2 separate regions of the Homo sapiens genome follow, and region 1 is linked to region 2. A link is an interaction called in ENCODE POLR2A ChIA-PET data of the cell type or tissue named here. Cell type or tissue: GM12878. All regions are shown on one strand. Links, peaks and the distances in the headings refer to the core of each region. The heading gives the core; the rest is flanking DNA.

Region 1 (4,592 bases), core at 559-4,558, 170 kb before region 2:
AGGCAGGACAATTGCTTGAATCCAGGAGGCAGAGGTTGCAATGAGCCAAGATCACGCCACTGCATTTCAGCCTGGGTGACAGAGCACCACTCTGACAACAACAACAAAAAATTAATCCGTTTTAAAAAGGAAAGAAATTCTGACATTTGCTACAAAGATGGAAGGACCTTGAAGACATTATGTTAAATAATATAAGCCAGATACAAAGGACAAATATTGTATGATTCCACTTATATACAGTACCCAGAGTAGTCAAATTTGTAGAGACAGAAAGTAGAACAATGATTGCCATGGAGAGAACGGGAAATGGAGAGTTAGTGTTTAATGGGTACAAAGTTTCAATTTGGAAAGGTCAAAGTTCTGGAAATGCATGGTGGTGATGGTTGCACAGCAATACGAATATTCTTAATGTGCTGAGCTGTATACTTAATGGTTAAAATGGTACATTATATGTTACCACAATTAAAAAAAAACTTACACAAAGGGAAGAGGGGATTGAAACTGCCTGTGCAAAATTATGACTGAGACAGTGAGAGATCTAACCTCACCGACTCCATCTTGCTTCTAATCTTTAAGCTGTCCTTGTTCCTTCCTGGGCACAGGCTGAACTAACTTTGGGAGGAACTTAGTTTATAGTTTAAAACAAAGACAATAACAGCCCTTTCCCAAAACAAACCTCCTTCTTGCCTGAAGACTAGACTGCCTTTGTAGGACTAACAAATTAGCCACAAGATTAGAAATTATGGTTTACGAGTCATGCAGCTGGAGGCTACAAGATTTTGACCTCCCCTAAACTGTTCCTAAGATCAGTGCTTAAGATATTTTGCAGACCCTGCACTTTATGGATCAGCTGGCACCATCCAGATCTATAAACTGGCTCATCTGATCTGTGGCCCCCCCGCCAGGAACTGACTCAGCCCAAGAGGACAGCTTCACCTTCCCATGATTTCATCACTGACCTGACCAATCAGCACTCTCATCTCACTGGCCTTCCCCAGCTCACCAAATTATCCTTAAAATCTCTGATCCCCACATGCTCGGGGAGACTGATTTGAGTAATAATAAAACTCTGGGCCAGGTGCGGTGGCTCACGCCTATAATCCCAGCACTTTGGGAGGCCAAGGCAGGAGGATCACGAGGTCAGGAGATCGAGATCATCCTGAATCTCAGGCCTGACACTTGCTGGCTATGTGATCCTGGGCATTTGCCTCAGTTTCCTTATATGTAAAATGGGTATAATGTCAATTCCCTTCTCTTCACTCTTCTAAGATGTGGATAATTTAACACTTGGGATGGGTCATTGATTGTTCTTGAATTACAGAGAGCTTGTCTCTCCTTAGGTAACTGCTGATGTCCCTCCCTTATCAGCCCAGTGGGCACAAATGTTGCCCCAGGCTACAGGTTGGCCGGAGAGGGCAGCATTCCAGAAGTAACTTCACATACATTCATGTATTCTGTGGGCACTGGGGAGAGAGAGAGGAGCACTAGAAAGGAAAGAGAAGACGACAGCTCTCCATAGTCAATTTGCTTACACTTGATCTTATGTGTGGCCTGTTAATGGCTCCTAACATTAGGGATGTTTCACAATAAATGACCTTTAACTACAGCAGCAGCCAAAAGAAGCTCAGGAGGGCAAGAGGGGCAATGGGGAAGACCATGGACCTTGGAGTTAGAGCTGGATTTGTCTCCTAGTTCTGACGTCACTAGTTGTTTGGCCTTAGGTAACTGATTGTCTATCTCTGAACCTCAGTTTCCCCAGTTGTAAAAATGAAGATAATGGCAACTACTGCACGAATATGTTAGGAGGCTCTGGGGAGGTAATAGACTCAAACTCCTGGCCTCAAATGATCCTCCTGCCTCAGCCTCCTGGGTAGCTGAGATTTACAGGCACAAACCACCGCCCAACTTGGGAAGGTAATGGAGAGGAAATCATTTTATAATCTGTTAAGAATTATTATACATACTGTTGAACATGAGCAATTAGCTGCAGCAAGAAGGCGTGTTGCCTAATATCTATTGTCTCCCTGTTCCTAAGTAGAAGAACCCTGTTTTTAATCTAGGTGCTGGCAATGCACCTAGCCGAAAGATTACATTCCTTATAGCTAGGTGTAGCCCTGTGACTAAGTTATGGTCAATGAGCTGTAAGTTGTAGGGGAGGAAAAAGAACTTCCTCTTTTACCCTTCATAGTTCTTAACTAGGACACAACCTGGTAACAGAAGACGAGAAAAATAAACAGAAGTCTATTAACATGCATACCTCATGTTCACAAGAGAGCTACCCAGGGGTTGAGTAAGTCGCAAAGAGGTGGCTTTGAATTCAGGCTTATGGAGAATTTTCAACAAAGAACAGTAAAGTTTTGGAAAAGTGACAAGGCAAAGGAAAAGGACTTTTTTTTTTTGAGACGGAGTTTCGCTCTTGTTGACCAGGCTGGAGTGCAGTGGCGCAATCCTGGTTCACTGCAACCTACGCCTCCCGAGTTCAAGTGATTCTCCTGCCTCAGCTTCCCGAGTAGCTGGGATTACAGGCACCCACAACCACGCCTGGCTAATTTTTTGTATTTCTAGTAGAGACGAGGTTTCACCATGTTGGCCAGGCTGCTCTCGAACTCCTGACCTCAGGTGATCCACCTACCTCGGCCTCCCAAAGTGCTGGGATTACAGGTGTGAGCCACCGTGCCTGGCCAGAAAAGGACTTTTGAGTCCCCTGGGGAAGCAAATTTGGGGAAGGCAAATAAATAGTAGGTAAAGGCTAGTTAGTAAAGTTTGTCACATAGATTCCTTTGGTGTCTTCTTCCAGCAAATGAGGGTCTAAAGTTGTCTTCAGAGATCAACCTCTGTTTCTCGTGGTTGGGAGGGGAGGAAGGACACCTTTGCCTTTGTAAACTTATGTCTTGCTTTTAGGCTAATGGGGGAGGGTAGAGACCTTTTGTTGTATCTGCTTCTTCTCAATTGCCTTCAGCTCAGAATAGTCCTTATGCAAAAGAGGCATATTTGGAGGTGGGGAGGTAGAATATTCTGGTCTCCTAAAAGTGAAAGAGTTGATAGGTCATCTGGAAATAGTGCTTCAAAGAAGCTTACTCAGCTATAATCCCCTTCTGCTCTTCCCTCCTTTTTTTTTCCTTGCCTGGAATTTGGTGCTCCTGCAGCCATCTTATGCCTTGAAGTGACTTTGAAGGTGAAAGCTATGGGCCACAATAGTAGAACAGTGATAGAAGGAACCTGGGCCCATGATAATGGCGGGGTACAATTCCTGGACAAGGATCAGCTGCTAAGTATAATAGCAGGCCTGGGACTTGAATTAGGGTCTACATGGTGGAGTAGCAGTTAGGATACTTGGTTGCAAGCAACAGACATCGCCTCTGCCTATTTTTAGCAAAATAGAATTTATTGGAAGGATGTGGGTGGGGCTCAAATAAGTTGTAGGTAGCTGGAGAAGCAAGCTTGGGGATACACAGGAACCAAAGGAGAGTTGGAAGGCCTAGGATCAGGTTGCAGGCACATTTTCACCTGAGTGCTGCCACTACCACCATGATGAATGATTTCCAACAAGATCTCCTATCCTGCCCGCACTGTTTCAAAATTCAGATTCTCAGGAGAGGGTGTCTGATGGAATCAACTCTGGCCCTGTCCTCCATGGATTATTTAATGAAATGGGTCATCTGGAGTTACTTTTCAATCAAGGCTACAAAGGAAATTAACACATTATTGGGATAGAGGAGGTTATTTCAGTTATCTATTTCCACAACAGTGATAAATAGCAAATAATCACATGCTTCGGAAGCATTTAAACATTCATCGTTCATCACAGATCACTCATACATCTGGTGATCAGCTAGACAGCTCTGCTGTTCTGCTTTGGACATGCTACACATCTGGAGGTTGGCTGGCTGTTGATTGATTTAGTCTGACCTTGGCTGGGAAGACTAGGGCATCTGGGTCTGTTCCTTCAGTAGGAAAGTCTGGCATGTTCTCATGGGTGATGGCAGGGGTGTGAGAAGGGTTGTATGGCAGACACACCTGACAGTCATAATATAAGCATACCCTATGAATTACCCTATGATCCAAGAGGGATCTGGGAGTGGCCAAGCCAGAGATTCACTCCTTATCTATGAAGGACATTGAAACCCCTGGCCCATCCCTTGGAACACAGACTGTGCGGGGGATGGAGGCCCTTTGTTTTGGGTTAAATGGAGGTTGCTAGTTTAACTGCCCAGTGGTTTCTTCTTGCCCACTGCCCAGATAGAGCTGATTTATCGAGATAGGGGAATTGCAATAGAGGAAGAGTCTCACACATGTAGAACTGGCTAAACAGGACACCAGCGTTTTATCATTACTCAAAGCAGTATCCTTGAAAAATTGGAGGCTAAGGTTTTTCAAAGATAACCTTTGGCAGGGAGGTGGGTGGCTAGGGAATGGGTGCTGCTGATTGGCTGGGATGCAATTATAGAGGTGTGGAAAATGGTCCTAGCATGCTGAGTCTGCTTATGGGTGGGGGCCAAAATCCAGTCGGTGGGTCCAGTGGGGCCATCGGGTCATCAGGAATGCAAAAGCCGGCTGGGTGCAGTGGCTCATGCCTGTAATCCCAGCACTTT
Region 2 (5,291 bases), core at 514-4,513:
CTTATCCTCGCCTGCCTTCTGCCAACAGAGTCACTCTCCATCTCTGCTGGCTGGGTCTGATCCTGCTTCAAAGGACGCCGTTCACCTATCCCTTCACTGGCGAAGCAGCCTCATCCTTAGCCTTGGGGAAAAACTTCTGTGCTAAATGGGTCATGCGCCTGTTCTGAGGCAGCTGATACCCCTCTGGAGAAAGCAGACTCCGGGCCCCGTCTACCTGGTCAGGGTCGGGCTTCCAGCAGCAGCTAGGGTGCAGCCAGTGGTAGTACACAAGCCGCAGAGCCAGGCCCAGAAAGAAGCAGCCGCATCCCACAGGCAGCCACAGCTGCAGTGGAATCCCGCTGGGCAGCCAGGAGCTATGAGTCACCCAGGTGGCCACCAGGAGAATGCTGTCACTCAGGAGGAAGGCGAAGTGGATGATGGCCCGGCCTCGGGTGCGGCCCTCAGCCACGTTGAACCAGGAGAAATAGAGGATGGTGGCCACCGTCACCCGGTACAGCCACTCGGAGCTGGGGTCCGGCATGAAGTCTGTGCCCTGAAGCCAGACCCAGAGCAGCAGTACCAGCCACAGGCCCAGGAAGTGCAGGGCCACATAGCTGGGGAAGAGGGCTGAGAACAGGGCCACAGCCAGGACTCGGGGCCACAGCAGCAGCAGGTTCCACAGGAAGTAGATCACGGAGGAGCCCAGGCCCAGGAGCGGCTTGGAGGGGAGGCAGGTGCGCAAGGCCCGGTGGTAGTCGAGCAGTGCCCACGAGATGCCCAGGAAGGATGTGCAGATGCCAACCCCTGCAAAGAGTAGGAGGGAACAGTGAGTCCTGGGGCCAGCCTGCTTGGCACTCCCCAGCGGTCACAGGTACCGTGGGGGCCCTCCCAGCAACCCTGGGGTAGGTATTAGAATCCCTCGTTTGTTGAAGGCAAATCTGCAGCTAGAGAAGACCCAGTGAGTTCCCACAACCAAAAACAAAGCTATGACTCCTAATATAGAGCCTGCCCCTCACCACAGCGCTTTGCTGCGTAGGTGCTATCCGGGTGGTATTTGTCAAAGATGAGAGGATGTGACCTGTGGCCCACCCAGCACTCAGCACCCCTGGGCCTTGGCTGCATCCTGGGCATCTTCCAGGGCCCCATAACCCTTTCTTTCTGGGAAGAACACAAGCCTTCCTTGTGTCTAAAAATCAACAGTCTCAGTTCCGTCTTTCTTAGTCTCAAAAAGGGAGTAGAAAATCCCATGGGGTGGCAACAGGCTCTGGCTAAAGCTGCCCTCAGGGCCAGGAGAGATGTCCCTGCTGTGTGGACAGAAGGTCTCCCCACTCCCCTCCCCTCCCCTCCAAGACCAGAGGCCATCGGACTGACCCCTAACCTTGATTTTCCAAGATCCAGAAGTTTACAACAGGGGTCCTATCCCACCTCCTGGTTGCCAATCCTGGAGCAGAAGCACAAGGGCCTCCAGGGAGGGATGGAAGTGGCACCGGCACGTCTCCCGACTGCTTCCTCCCCTGTCCCCGTCCACCGCAGTCATTCGACAGATGTTTACTGGGAACCTATTAGGCGCCCAGAACCCACTCCTAGCCTGGAAACAGATCTGTGCTCATTAGCCTTGCCCAGGTCTCAGCAGGGCTGATGTTCTTCCAGTTTGCCCAGCATGCCACCTTCCGTGACCTTGACAAGCTCTGCCCAGGATGTTAGGTCGCCAGAAGCACAGGCCCCACTTCCCCGGCCTACTCCTCCATTACCCCGCAGGCCCCAGCTTGAAGAGCCCCGGGAGTCACCCACCCTGACCCCATGCCACCCACTCAGCTGTGTCAGGTATCCCTGTAACATGCCACCCACCTCTGTCTGGAGTCTCATCACACAGTAATTATCTATTTCCTTATCTCTGGGCTCCTCGAGGGTAGAAAACAGACTCTGCTCACTTGGGATCCCCCAGCAGCCCAGTACCTGGCACATAACAGCAGCGAAAGAGATGTTTGCTAAATAAAAAGTAGGGAAAATCTGTCTCGCCCCCTTACCCCCTGCCACACTCACAGTGCAGACTGTCTGCACTTGGCCCTGGTTCTAGACACCCCCAACCCTCAACAGACAAAGACGTGTGCCCAGTGAGTGCCCAGTAACCCAGGGCAAGTCACTCACCTTTCTGCACCTCTTTAAAAATGAAGATCAATATAGCACAAACCTACAGGGCTGCTGTGAACATGAGCAATGATGACTGTAAGTGCTTCCCACAGGGCCTGGCTAATAGCTGGCACTCGATTGTGACAGCCGCTATTATTGTTTTTTCAATCAATATATAGACTCAGACTAGCAAGACGAAAGGGCCCTTGGAGATCGAGTCCAACCTCCATCTTCCACAGGAAGGCTCTCCAGGTCACACAGCGAGTGACGGTAGAGTGAGGACTGGTTTCTTGAGAGGCTGTGGCATTTATGGCAGCGGTGGAGGAAGGCAAAGGGGAAGGCTTGGACCCTGAGTCGGATGTGAGTGGGGGCCCTCTTTAGCTTGGCCACTGTCCAGGTCTGTGGAAATGGGCAAGTCACTTTCCTTTCATGCAAAAACCCTCCCAAAGCTCCTCACTGTAAACTTCACCCATGCTTAGGGGGCCCTGTGATCCTCTGCTCCCTGCCTCTCCCTTTTCCAGTCACTCAACCGTAGCTACTTGTTTTAGTCTATCATCCTGGCAGGGCAGGGGCTGGGTTCATCTTGTTCACTGCTGTGTCCCCAGCACAGTAACAGGCACAGAAGAGATGCACAATGAAAACCTGACTGGATGAAGGCATTCAATATATTGTTTCTTGTTTCTCTTTTAAAATTTTGAAGAGATGAGGTCTCACTATGTTACCCAGGATGGTCTCCAACTCTGGCCTCAAGCGACCTGTGCACCTTGGCCTCCCAACGTATGAAATTGTTTCTTAACTAAAAAGTTACCTATGCTGTATCAGGCACCTTACACACTTCATTATCTTCAAAATTATAAAAATTACAATTAAGACTTGTGGGCCAGGCACAGTGGGCGACACCTGTAATCCCAGCACCTTAGGAGGCTGAGGTAGGAGGTTACTTGAGCTCAGGAGTTCAAGACCAGCCTGGGTAACAAAGTGGGACCTCGTCTCTACAAAAAAAAAAAAAAAAAAAAGAAAGAAAAATTAGCCAGCATGGTGATACACACTTGTAGTCCCAGCTACTCAGGAGGCTGAGACAGGAGGATCACTTGAGCCTGGGAGGTGGAGGCTACAGTGAGCCATGATCAGGCTGCTGTACTCCACTACGGGCGATGACAGAGTGAGACTCTGTACCAGGAACTTATGTACCAGGAAATGGGCTTTCTTTGCATCACCTCATTTAATCCTTTCATCAACCTTATGAGGCAGGAGGATTTAAGCCCATATTTCAGATGAGAACAAACATACTCAGAGAGGTCAAGGCATTTGTCCAAACTCAAACAGCTGTAGAGTGACTTTAGGTTTCAAGCCAGATCTGCCTGACTAAAGCCTGTTCTCCTGTTTTCTAAGCAGCCTTTATAAAAGACTAAAAACAGTTCCAACATTTGAGAGACCCCCCACCAAGCCACGACAGGGGGGCCAGCCACAGGCCTTCACTCACACTGGTAGTACTCAGCCCGGCCACTCTGCAGCATGATGGCCAGCACCAGCGTGAGCTGTGGTGCCGTCTCCAAGAAGGTCTCGAAGAGCCGCAGCATGCTGATGTCCAGGGCGAGGAAGTCGGCGTAGGCCAAGTCAAACTCAGAGGGCTCCTCCTGCTGCCACACCAGCAGCCCCTGCCGCAGCTCCTGCACGCACCTAGGCACCACACACAAATGCCCAGAGGGCCAGGTTAGTGTCCTGTGAATTCCTCAGCCTCCCACCCATCTAATGAGTGGACACAGGCTCCAACCTGTCTCCTCACATCCATGCTATGGGGCCTTCGGCAATGTCCTAACCTCACTGAACTTGTTTCATCTGTAAAATGAGGATCGAGGCCGGGTGTGGTGGCTCATGCCTGTAATCCCAGCACTTTGGGAGTCTGAGGCGGGCTGATCACGAGTTCAGGAGATTGAGACCATCCTGGCTAACATGGTGAAGCCTCGTCTCTACTAATACAAAAAATTAGCTGGGTGTGGTGGTGCGCGCCTGTAGTCCCAGCTACTCAGGAGGCTGAGGCAGGAGAATCTCTTGAATCTGCAAGGCGGAGGTTACAGTGAGCCGAGATCGTGCCACTGCACTCCAGCCTGGCGACAGAACAAGACTCCGTCTCAAAAAAAACAAAAAAGCAAAAATGGGGATCAATACACCTTCTACTCCCGCTGGCTAAGCACTGTCCCAAGCTCATCACAAACCTTGTCCTGTTTACTTCTCACAAAAGCCCATTTTACAGATGGGGAAACAGGATCAAGAAGCTAATAAGGTCTGGGTGCAGTGGCTCGCGCCTGTAATCCCAACATTTTGACAGGCCAAGGCAAGAGGATCACTGGAGGCCAGGAGTTTGAGACCACCCTGGGCAACACAGCAAGCCCCATCTCTACAAAGAATTTTTTTTAATTAGTTGGACGTGGTGGTACAAGCCTGTAGTCCAAGCTACTCAGGAGGCTGACGCAGGAGGACAGCTTGAGCCCAGGAGTTCAAGGCCACTGTGAGCCATGATTGATTGTGCCACTGCACTCCAGCCCAGGCAACAGAGACCCTGCCTCTCTCTCTCTTTTTTTTTTTCTTTTTTTTTGGAGACAGAGTCTACATCTGTCGCTTGTCGCCCAGGCTAGAGTGCAGTGGCACAAACTCGGCTCACTGCAACCTCCACCTCCCAGGTTCAAGCGATTCTCCTGCCTCGGCCTCCAGAGTAGCTGGGATGCTGGGATTACAGGCATGCGCCACCACACCTGGCTAATTTTTGTAGAGATGAGCTTTTGCCATGTTCAGCAGGCTGGTCTCAAACTCCTGACCTCAAGTGATCCACCCACGTCAGCCTCCCAGACTGCTAGGATTACAGGCATGAGCCACCAAGCCTGACCAGACCCTACCTCTTTTTAAAAAACAAACAAAAAATTATAAGCAGCTAATAAGTACTGGAATGAGGATTTGGATCCAAACCTGAATTGGAAAGGCATGCTATAAAGTTGCCTGAGGCAGTAGTTCTCAAACTTTAGTGTGCCCAAGATCTCCTGGGGTCCTGTGGGCAAGAGGACATTTGCCTCTTGGGCACTTCTGGGCACAGGCCAGATGGAATCAGACTCTGCCTTGCCCCGGCCACACAGGGGAGGGGCTGGAGGAGGGTTAGATTGGAAGGAGGGATCCCATTTAAGAGGCTG

The links. Peaks named below come from ENCODE experiments on the same cell type or tissue, not always from the same donor. Only the 100,000 strongest peaks of a DNase experiment are listed, where the experiment ranks them.
Region 1: POLR2A ChIA-PET joins it to region 2 with 6 read pairs; 4 of 35 experiments call an interaction of 5 or more read pairs at or near these places.

What each region holds. Positions count from the first base shown.
Region 1 is chr1:28,133,354-28,137,945 of GRCh38, reverse strand. No RefSeq gene overlaps it. Among named protein-coding and RNA genes, the nearest start is that of PTAFR, 41 kb to the left of the region's middle. RefSeq lists an enhancer at 2,999-3,048. In GM12878, for the core only: no CTCF peak of the experiment used is centred there; a DNase peak (open chromatin) is centred at 2,165; H3K27ac peaks cover 541 bases.
Region 2 is chr1:27,961,995-27,967,285 of GRCh38, reverse strand. It overlaps XKR8 (XK related 8), which reads right to left. Exons shown (of 3, transcript NM_018053.4): 2 at 3,593-3,789; 3 at 1-783. The coding sequence ends at 86. Among named protein-coding and RNA genes, the nearest start is that of XKR8, 4.7 kb to the right of the region's middle. In GM12878, for the core only: no CTCF peak of the experiment used is centred there; no DNase peak of the experiment used is centred there.